Regions from separate parts of the Homo sapiens genome. Here region 2 is linked to region 1. The links are chromatin loops, found by intact Hi-C in ENCODE. Cell type or tissue: IMR-90. All regions are shown on one strand.

Region 1 (2,500 bases):
CGAGTCGTTTTTAAAGCAAAATCTTTCAACACCTCTTAGAAACTTGTATTTGCCAGCCATGCTACAATTAACTCAAACTGAAGATTATCGAGTACACCCATAATTAGTAGTTTCCTTGTCTTACATACCCTGTGTCTTCATAAATTTTCTCTTGGTTGATGACAGGCTTCAATGGCTGAGAATAGTATACCTCTATACACTACCGCTTCCATGGGAAATCCCACTCTGGGCAACTTAGCCAGCGCAATACGGGAAGAGCTGAACGGGGCAATGGAGCATACCAACAGCAACGAGAGTGACAGCAGTCCAGGCAGATCTCCTATGCAAGCCGTGTGAGTATTGTCCACCCAACAGGTCTTTGCTATCTGACCCTAGTCTCCCTAGGTACACGCAGGGAGACAGCCCTTTCTCTGGGCTTTATATACCTTTTCTGTAATTTCTGATTTCCCAGAACCAAGCTAGAAGTTTGTACTTCAAGAAATGTTCAGCTTGGTTAGTGCATAAAAGGACTATTTGCTAACTTTCCCATAAAAGCAATTCACAGCAATAAAATGAGAAACAGGTTTGCTTTTTTTCCCTCTGCTTTATCACATCCCAGGCCATTATTTAAGCCACACTACTTTTTCCTCCTCAAACTAATATGCATTCCTATGAAAAAGTTTGCAGTTTGTTCAACTTTCGGGCATGTTGAACCTAGCCGAGAGAAAAAGATGCTTGTTTACTTGGTGGTGCACTAAGGTTCACCACGAACACGCCGCCGCAGCATTATTACCAACCATTAATGATGGCACAAATGAAAGGCGGCATGATTTATAGATTGCTCTTAAAATATCAAAAGGAAAATTAATAGGAGCATTATAGCAGCAGACGGCAGTATAATGAGTGCACATATAACTGAATGAAGTGATGGGCGATGGCTGCCCATGCTGAATGTGAATGGAACCAGGACTGCAAACCACAGGAAAGGCGGAGGCCAGGAGACTGTGATGCCCCTGTGAGTGGGTGATGGGAGAGAACTTGGTGTAACTATAACACCCTCTCTCCCAGGAAAAGTTTTCAAACAGAGCGAAGAAACCACATTATTCCAAATGATTGGCTTTGCAGGAGATGCTGTGGGATGACAGTCTCTCCCTTTTAGTGAGGTTCTTCAAAACTGTTGCCCACTTTAAGGTACTAACCCATTTCGTGTTTGCAGTACTGTCAGTTCCTAGAATAGGCTGCTTGTCTACACATTACTTCTGAATTACTGACCAACATCTTATTTTAAGATAATTTAAGTGATCGGAATGGAAATTATGACCTGTAACAATTAGGAGCATATGGAATTGGCATCTAATGACAAAGAAAAAAGTGTTATCTGCCAGCATAATTTGGAGGGTACGTGGAAATCTGAAATTTGATTTTCTAGCATTTGAGTTTCATCTCCACAGCACTTCAGAAAGGATCTTTACTATCCTTTCTGGATATGGAAATAATCATTTTTAATTTATATGAACAGTATCTTAGCATTTGCTTCACAGCATTTTAAGAGTGTGTTTATCTTTCACACTGATGCTGCTATATTTCATCCTTTCCAAAGCAACTTAGTGTTTCCGATTTTCCTGTTACCACATTTGTATTCATCTTAAATCATTGTCATGACACGAGTATTTACTTAGATACTAACGAAGTTCAGAGCAAACGTAAATTGGTATAAGCTACTGCAAGAAATACTCAGAACAAAAATGTCTGGTTATTGAATGGAAGTGATGCTATTTCTCATAATCTGTACAAACTCCAAGTTTTTGTTGACATATATTCCTATTAGTATAAAGAATCACTAAAACAAAGAGATACTTGGATACAAGCCACAGGCACCAGTTCAGAGTGATGCTGATTTTGCTGTACGAAAGAAAGTCACTGCAGGGTTAATTTGTTTAACAAATTTGAATTAACCCCAGTATTACCCAAACCATGTTTTACAATAGTCTTTGTAATTTTTGATGAAATGAAGGTTTCAACTATTTTTTACAAGAAACCCTACACAAAAATGTCAACATGCGTTGCTCAAATCTCACAGGTTTGTGCTGTTTGCTAAATGTAATTATATGTCAACAGCAGATTCCCTGCGCCTGCTATCTGTGTAATAGACTGTTACTCTTTTTGACCTCATATTTCCATTAAGAGAATTCTGTAGTGACAAGAGTTTCCATTCTTGTCCAATATGCATTACCCTGCTATGATGCAAATTGTTTTTCAACTGTTCCAGTCTATTGGAATAAATCAAGCCATAAACTTTACGGCACGGCTTGAAGGACCTTGTTAGGAAGGCGGCCTAGCTAATATTGAGTGTTGAAACAGAACTCTTCATTCTTACCCTTTCTGTGACAGTCAGATACCACTACGTTTCGTTCGTCCTTTGAAACACTAGAAAGTGGTCACATAATTATGGCTTTGGGGCATTCTACTTTTATCCTGATAGGCGCTAAAGGAGCTACAAAGCAAAATACTCCATGCTGTG
Region 2 (2,500 bases), 410 kb after region 1:
TGTGTAACAGGCAGAGGTTGGAACAGTTTGAGGGGCTCAGAAGGAGACAGGAAAAAGTGGGAAAGTTTGGAACTTCCTAGAGACTTGTTGAATGGCTTTGACAAAAATGCTGATAGTGATATGAACAATAAGGTCCAGGCTGAGGAGGTCTCAGATGGAGATGAGGAACTTGTTGGGAACTGAAGCAAAGATAACTCTTGTTATGTTTTAGCAAAGAGACTGGTGGCATTTTGCCCCTGCCGTAGAGATTTGTGGAACTTTGAACTTGCAAGAGATAATTTAGGGCGTCTGGTAGAAGAAATTTCTAAGCAGCAAAGCATTCAATAGGTGACTTGGGTGTTTTAAAAGCTATTCAGTTTTAAAAGGGAAGCAGAGCATAAAAGTTTGGAAAATTTGCAGCCTGTCAATGCAAAAGAAAAGAAAATCCCATTTTCTGAGGAAAAATTCAAGCTGGCTGCAGAAATTTGCATAAGTAACAAGTTGAGGAATGTTAATCACCAAGACAATGGGGAAGATGTCTCCAGGGCATGTCAGAGACCTTTGCAGCAGCCCCCATCACAGGTCTGGAGGCCTAGGAGGATAAAGTGGTTTCATGGGTCGGGCCCAGGTTCCCCGGGATGTGTACAGCCTAGGGACTTGGTGCCCTGCATCCCAGCCACTCCAGCTGTGGTTGAAAGGGACCAACATAGAGCTCGGGACATGGCTTCACAGGGTGCAAGCCTCAAGTCTTGGCAGCTTTTACATGGTGTTGAGCCTGAGAGTGCACAGAAGTCAAGAATTGAAGTTTGAGAATCTCCACCTAGATTTCATAAGATGTATGGAAACATCTGGGTGCCCAGGCAGAAATTTTCTGTAGGGCTGGGGTCCTCATGGAGAACCTGTTCTAGGGCAGCGCAGAAGGGAAACGTGAGGTTGGAGCCCTGCACAAAGATCCTACTGGGGCGCCACCTAGTGGAGCTGTGGGAAGAGGGCCACCGTCCTCCAGATACCAGAATAGTAGATCCACCAAGAGCTTGCACCATGCACCTGGAAAAGCTGCTGACACTCAACGCCAGCTCATGAAGGCAGCTGGGAGGGAGGCTCTAGCCTGCAAAGCCACAGGGGCAGAGCTGCACAAGACCATGGGAACCCACTTCTTGCATCAGCATGACCGGGATGCAAGACATGAAGTCAAAGGAGATCATTTTGGAGCTTTAAGATTTGACTGCCCTGCTGGATTTCAGACTTGCGTGGGGCCTATAACCCCTTCGTTTTGGCCAATTTCTCCAATTTGGAATGGCTATATTTACCCAATGCCTGTATCCTCATTGTATCTAGGAAGTAATAACTTGCTTTTGATTTTACAGGCTCATAGGTGGAAGGGATTTGCCTTGTCTCAGATGACACATTGGACTGTGGACTTTTGAGTTAATGCTGAAATGAACTAAGACTTTGGGAAGGCATGATTTGTTTTAAAATGTGAAGATATGAGATTTGGGAGGGCCAGGGGTGGAATTATATGATTTGGCTCTGTGTCCCCACCTAAATACCATCTTGTAGCTCCCATAATTCCCACGTGTTGTGGGAGGGACCCGGTAGGAGATAATTGAATCATGGGGGTAGGTCTTTCCTGTGCTGTTCTCATGAATAAGTCTCAAAAGATCTGATGGTTTTAAAAAGGGAATTTTCCCTGCACAAGCTCTCTTCTCTTGTCTGCAGCCATGTCAGACATGCCTTTCAACTTCCACTATGATTGTGAGGCCTCCCCAGCCACGTGGAACTGTAATTCCAATAAACGTCTTTCTTTTGTAAATTGCCCAGTCTCAGGTATGTCTTTATTAGCAGGGTGAAAATGGACTAACACAATGTTGTACTTCAATAAAAAAGTCTACACACACACACACACACACACAAACACACACAGCTCACATACAAAAAATCCTTAACATCCAATGAAAAGATCAGCTGTGATAAATCAGAGCAAATACCACTTTTAAATAGTCTTATTTTACAAAATAGAAAAAAAACAGTCAACAAATGAGTTCAAGAATGGATCCAGGAATAGATGCCATTAAAAAGAAAATTAATTAACAAGAAATTAGAAAAGCGTGATCCAAAGAGACCAAGAAATGCAAGGTATGGAAAAAGAAGTTAACAGACATGGAGGACTAAGACCTAAATTATGTTTATTTTGAATCCCAGAAGGAGTTAATACACAGCATGATAAACAATATTTGAAGTTAATAATGAATAATTTTCCAGAACGAATGCGACACTTGAATCCTTAGGATCTGGAAGAAACTAGTTTGCAAGCTTGATACATACAAGAAAATAAGACCAAAACACATTATGGAAAAACTGGAGAACAGCAAGGATAAAGGGGAAATCCTAAAAGCAGCAAGAAGTGATAGGGCAGATTTCATACAAAACACAATACAAAACAAAACATTTAGTTGGGCAGCAACAAGGGAAGCCAGAACACCACAGAATGATGTGCTGAAATTTGCAGAGAGAAAGCAAT

Evidence for each region. A loop is a pair of places that touch in the nucleus more often than their neighbours do. Peaks named below come from ENCODE experiments on the same cell type or tissue, not always from the same donor. Only the 100,000 strongest peaks of a DNase experiment are listed, where the experiment ranks them.
Region 2: a loop joins it to region 1, with 2.9 times the contacts of the local background. A loop is called at or near these places in 2 of 110 quality-filtered maps.

Annotation. Positions count from the first base shown.
Region 1 is chr3:70,963,722-70,966,221 of GRCh38, reverse strand. It overlaps FOXP1 (forkhead box P1), which reads left to right. Exons shown (of 21, transcript NM_001349338.3): 20 at 166-332. Among named protein-coding and RNA genes, the nearest start is that of FOXP1-AS1, 320 kb to the left of the region's middle. RefSeq lists an enhancer at 2,279-2,500. In IMR-90, no CTCF peak of the experiment used is centred here; no DNase peak of the experiment used is centred here.
Region 2 is chr3:70,549,378-70,551,877 of GRCh38, reverse strand. No RefSeq gene overlaps it. Among named protein-coding and RNA genes, the nearest start is that of MDFIC2, 240 kb to the right of the region's middle. In IMR-90, a CTCF peak has its summit at 944 (motif pointing left); no DNase peak of the experiment used is centred here.